Linked DNA regions of Homo sapiens: region 1 is linked to region 2. Evidence: chromatin loops called from intact Hi-C (ENCODE). Cell type or tissue: natural killer cell. All regions are shown on one strand. Each heading gives the region's core, and the rest is flanking DNA. Links, peaks and the distances in the headings are about the cores only.

Evidence for each region. Hi-C counts contacts between places; a loop is a spot of excess contacts. Peaks named below come from ENCODE experiments on the same cell type or tissue, not always from the same donor. Only the 100,000 strongest peaks of a DNase experiment are listed, where the experiment ranks them.
Region 1: a loop joins it to region 2, with 10 times the contacts of the local background. A loop is called at or near these places in 3 of 110 quality-filtered maps.

Annotation. Positions count from the first base shown.
Region 1 is chr7:96,836,226-96,839,144 of GRCh38, forward strand. No RefSeq gene overlaps it. Among named protein-coding and RNA genes, the nearest start is that of SEM1, 130 kb to the left of the region's middle. In natural killer cell, for the core only: no CTCF peak of the experiment used is centred there; a DNase peak (open chromatin) is centred at 1,576; H3K4me3 peaks cover 490 bases.
Region 2 is chr7:96,711,788-96,714,706 of GRCh38, forward strand. No RefSeq gene overlaps it. Among named protein-coding and RNA genes, the nearest start is that of SEM1, 3.4 kb to the left of the region's middle. In natural killer cell, for the core only: no CTCF peak of the experiment used is centred there; no DNase peak of the experiment used is centred there.

The DNA of each region.
Region 1 (2,919 bases), core at 281-2,780, 120 kb after region 2:
CTCAAAAAATGAAAAGTTTGCTGAATGAATATAAATAGTACCATGACTTAATGTGATAGAATGCTGAAGATCAGAATTGTCAACTAATCTGATCTTCAATGTTTAGTTCCCAGTTGAGGATGGATTCACCAGTCAGAAAAGCCATTCGATTCTGTGTTACCTAATATTATAATATTCAAGATATTATGAATGTGTATATCTAGAAACCTGCAGTTGATAAACACTGTACAAAAGTGAAGCACATCGAATCATGATACTGCCATTACATTTCAGTGACTCTTATATCAACGAGCCATGGGACAATCTCTCAGGGAAAACATTCATGATTTTAAGAGTGAAATACACCCCTTCCCTTAAGCAAACAAAAGAGAAATTTTTCTCTCCATTGTGGTTTTGAGAAATAAAATGTTACAATATTCTTTTTGGTTTCAGTTTTGTTTTGGCACATTGCCGTTTCTGTTACCATTATGGTTGCTGATTTTATATTTAAAAGTGCTTTACATATACCCATTAGTCTTCACTGCAGCTTTCCAAGTTTAGGAAATATCCAGTTTCTTATACCTAGTTAACAAATACATAAACTAAATCACATATTTAGATTCTTTTTTAACCCACTATATAGCAAGTATGGTCTATAGCTGAGAATAAAGTCTGTGACTGTGTAAGTCAAGATAACCGGCTGTGGGCCAGGTGCGGTGGCTCACTCCTGTAATCACACCACTTTGGGAGGCCGAGGCAAGCGGATTACCTCAGGTCAGGAGTTTGAGACCAGCCTGGCCAACATGGCAAAACCCTGTCTCTACTAAAAATACAAAAATTATCTTGGCATGGTGGTGCATCCCTGTAATCCCAGCTGCTAGGGAGGCTGAGGCAGGAGAATCCCTTGAACCAGGGAGATGGAGGTTGCAGGAGAATCGCTTGAACCTGGTGGAGGTTGCAGTGAGCCAAGATCGTGCCGCTGCACTCCAGCCTAGGCAACAGAGCCAGAGTCCATCTCAAAATAACAAATAAATAACAACAACAACAAAAACAGACAATAGGCTGTGATCATTGTCTCCAGGAAAGGTGTGGCGAATAATGGTCAATTAGACCTCACAAGATAAATACATAAAGGTATAACCAACAGAATTGTGCTACAAGCTCTATTCTGATTGGAGAAATTTTGTGTCTCTAAATTATTCTCACATGATTTTTAACACAGATAAAAGTGAAAATAAAGCCCCAAGAAACCCATGCTCTCCTTTGCTTGAAAATCCTCCCACTGGCAAGATAGTGAGTTTACTCATGGTTTGTTTGTCACTGCATAACCTGTAACTCCACCCCTATGTAAGCTCTTCCACCTTTACATATTAGAATTTCAACAGCTATAATCAGTCTGTCCAGTTCAGATATTTATTTGCAGCAATAGGTGACTTCGTTGTGAAGACAACAAAAGTGTCCTTTTAAAGCATGAGAACTACACATGTACTACACTGTATGGTTATGAATAATTACTTTCCCTTTACTCTGAAAGAGATTCTGATCATTTCAGTGTTCCTCGCCACCAAGGAAGTGGTGAAACTCTTAGCTAGATGTGGTTAAGGGGTTACTCTTGAATCTGAGTTCTCTTTTCCTCTGGGTTTTGCTGAACTCTTTCTTCTGTCTGGGCTTTTATGACTATTGGTGGGTTTTCTCAGTCATTCAAGCTGCAGTTGCTCAAAGTGCCCTTGAAGCAGGGATTTTCTATTAATAGTATTTTTAAAGATGTTTGCTTCTTCTCAACTTCCTCAGAAAATTCAGTCCCTAGTTACATAAGAGGCTGGAAATGCCTGCCCTCTCTATTTGTTGCCTTAAATTTTCTTTGAGCACTGTTCCTTCTGTTTTCTCCTTGTGCAAAATAGAAGTGGTTGCTTGTACCAGAAGAAAACTGAAATTCTACAAATATACATCAGGATCGCATTCTGTCCCACTATTATTTTCAGGAAGAACTATATTATGATACTTTTTCTGTAACAATATTAAATGCACATGGACTAGCCATAAGAGAACTCATCAGCATCCCAGATTAGATTTTATATGCCTAAGTCTTTCATTTGAGATAGTGTCAATGTTGATTGAGTGGTTTCTGCTGTACTGAGCATCTACCTACCTTTAGTTTCACTGAGGCACCTAAGAAACGGTCAAGCCCTTAGTTCTTCCCATTCCTTCACATATTTTCCTCTGTTCCTGGCTCTTAGTGTTTTATCTGTTTTCAATTTCAGTTACAGTGAGTATACACTGTCCTCCTGAGCTCTTTTCCCAGAGACTCTCCGCTGCTATTCCAAAGGGCCTAAACTTCTATTCTGTCTGTCAAAGATGGTTAATACATGAGTATTAACGTCCAGTTTTTTTATATAGTAATTGAAAGTTTGCCTGCTGTGTACAAGACTGCCCTGCTGGCCAGGAACCCGACTGGACATAGCATTTGCCAGCCACCTGCTGGGAACAACAGTGCAGCGAGACAGACAGTGAACTCTGTTACCCAACAGGCATTTGCCAGGGCCTGATTTCTGCGATTCAGCGATGTACCTTTCAAAGGCTCTTCATCCAACTGCAAATCTTCCCTTCACTCATCTACTTGTTTGGATTCAGAAGATAGCACTTGCCACAAAGAGACACATTCCCTAATAACGTTTTATTCTTTTCTCTCGACCAACCTCTCTTTAATTCCCTGCATGTGGTAAGCTTCCTCAAAGTCTTCTGACTATCCACCCTGAGCCCATATCCTTGCATCTTTGTTTCCCTTTTTCACCATTATCACTCCAGAGAGATTCTCTTTGTAATCTTGGTCAGCTTTACAGACTCATCCTTTGTAATGGTTTGTATTAATATCTTTTCCTTTCTATAGCATCCTGTAGGGTTTTCAAAACCTTTTGATTTTGTTTTTCCTTTGTGACTTTC
Region 2 (2,919 bases), core at 261-2,760:
CTCCTTGTCAACGCTTAAAGTCTCTAAGTGTGTGTTTTGTTTCCTTGATGATATCTTTTTAATACTTTTTGAGGAAGTCAGTCCCTCTAATAATGTATATTTAGTGTTTACTTTGTATCGGGCACTGGGCTAAACCCATTTTGTGTATTTTCTTATTTAATCCTCCTCTCAACAGCCCTATTTATATGGTTTGCTTCTGTCCTCACCCAAATCCCATCTTGAACTGTAGCTCCCATAATTCCCACATGTTGTGGGAGGGACTCAGTGGGAGGTAATTGAATAATGGGGCGGGTCTTTCCCATGCTGTTCTCCTGATAGTGAATAAGTCTCACAAGATCTGATGGTTTTATAAAGGAGAGTTTCCCTATACAAGCTCTCTTGTCTGCCACCAAGTATGACATGACTTTGCTCCTCATTCACCTTCAGCCATGATTGTGAGGCCTCCCTGGCCATGTGGAACTGTGAGTCAATTAAACCTCCTTCCTTTATAAATTACCTAGTCCCAGGTATGTCTTTATTAGCAGCGTGAGAACAAACTAATACAGTCAGTTGGTACAGGGTAGTAGGGCCCTGCCATAAAGATACCTGAAAATATGGAAGCGACTTTAGAACTGGGTAACAGGCAGAGGTTGGAACAGTTTGGAGGGCTCAGAAGAAGATAGAAAAATATGGGAAAGTTTGGAACTTCTTAGAGATTTGGAGGGCTCAGAAGACAGGAAGATGTGAAAGTTCAGAACTTCCTAGAGACTTGTTGAGTGGCTTTGACCAAAATGCTGATAGTGAAATGGACTATAAAATAAAGTCCAGGCTGAGGTGGTCTCTGATGGAGATGCGGAACTTGTTGGAAACTGGAGTAAAGTTCACTCTTGCTATGCAGAGAGACTGGTCATATTTTATGCCTGCCTTAGAGAACTGTGGCACTTTAAACTTGAGAGAGGTGATTTAGGCTTATCTGGCAGAAGAAATTTCTAAGCAGCAAAGCATTCAAGAGGTGACAAAGCATAAAAGTATGGAACATTTGCAGCCTGATGATGCAGTAGAAAAGAAAAACCCATTTTCTGGGGAGATATTCAAGCTGGCTGCAGAAATTTGCATAAGTAAAAAGGAGCAAAGTGTTAATTGCCAAGACATGGGAAAATCTCTCCAGGACATGACAGAGACCTTCATGGCAGCCACACCCATCACAGACCCAGAGGCCTAGGAGGGAAAAGTGGTTTCATGGTCTGGGCCCAGAGCCCCCCTGCTGTATGCAGCCTCAGGACTTGGTGCCCTGTGTAACCAAGGTACAGTTCAGGCCATGGCTTCAGAGGGTGCAAGCCCCAAGCCTTGGCAGCTTCCACACGGTATTGGGCCTGCAGATGCACAGAAGTCAAGAATTGAGGTTTGGGAACCTCCACCTAGATTTCAGAGGAAGTATGAAAATGCCTGGATATCCAGGCAGAAGTTCACTACAGAAGTGTAGCCCTCATGGAGAACATCTGCTGGGTAGTGCAGAAGGGAAATGTGGGGTTAGAACCCCCACACAGAGTTCCCACTGGGGCACTGCCTTGTGGAGCTGAGAAGACAGCCACCTTCCTCCAGACCTCAGAATGGTAGATTGACCAACAGCTTGCATCGTATGCGTGGAAAAGCTACAGACACTCAACACCACCTTTTGAAAGCAGCCAGGAGAGAGGCTGTACCCTGCAAAGCTACAGAGGCAGAGCTGCCCAAGACCACTGGAACTCACCTCTTGCATCAGTGTGAACTGGATGTGAGACAAGGAGTCAAAGGAGATCATTTTGGAGCATTAAGATTTGACTGCCTCGCAGGATTTTGGACTTGCATGGGGCCTGTAGCTGCTTCATTTTGGCCAATTTCTCCCATTTAGAATGAGTATATTTACCCAATGCCTGTACCTCCATTGTAGCTAGGAAGTAATTAACTTGCTTTTGATTTTACAGGCTCATAGGCAGAAGGGACTTGCCTTTTCTCAGATGAGACTTTGGACTGTCGACTTTTGAGTTAATGCTGAAATGAGTTAAGACTTTGGGGGACTGTTGGGAGGCATGATTTGTTTTAAAATGGGAGGACATGAGATTTGGGAAGGGCCAGGGGCAGAATGATACGGTTTGACTGTGTCCCTACCACATCTTGAATTGTAGCTCCTATAATTCCCACATATTGTGGGAGGGACCCAGTGGGAGGTAATTAAATCATGGATGTGGGTCTTTCCTATGCTGTTCTTGTGATAGTGACTGTGTCTCACAAGATCTGATAGTTTTATGAAGGGGAGTTCCCCTGCACCTGCTCTCTTGTCTGCTGCAATAGATAAGACATGACTTTCCTCCTTATTTGCCTTCAGCCATTATTGTGAGGCCTCCCCAGCTATGTGGAACTGTGAGTCAATTAAATCTCTTTCCTTTATAAATTATTCAGTATCAGGTATGTCTTTATTAGCAGCATGAGAACAGACTAGTACACCTACTGAGTACAATTTAAATCCATTTTATACTTGAGGAACTGAGACTCAGAGAGATTGGTAATGTGGCCAAGGTCATAGTGCTAAGAAGTGGTGAAGCTATTGTATTCTAAGGACTTTCTTAAATGATAGGAAACAAACCATCCTGATGTGCAGAGGCAGACAGTTAACACCAGAACCCCCAGAATCATTTTTTCTCTGACACATGAATGTAGACGGAAGTGCAGAAGGCAAGGAGGTAGAATGAAAAAGAAAATCGAACTCTAGGATTAACGCTCAATGACTCAGAAACTCTCAACAATCTTATGAAAAGCATTTGTAGTCAAAACTATGCCTTCACTTACATATTATATCATATCTGTAATTGATTGAATAGTTTTAACTTTATAGGTAGGAAAACAAGTTAGCAGTATATTTTGTAGTAGATGATTCTGTTTGTCTCTAAATTTTTTTTTTTT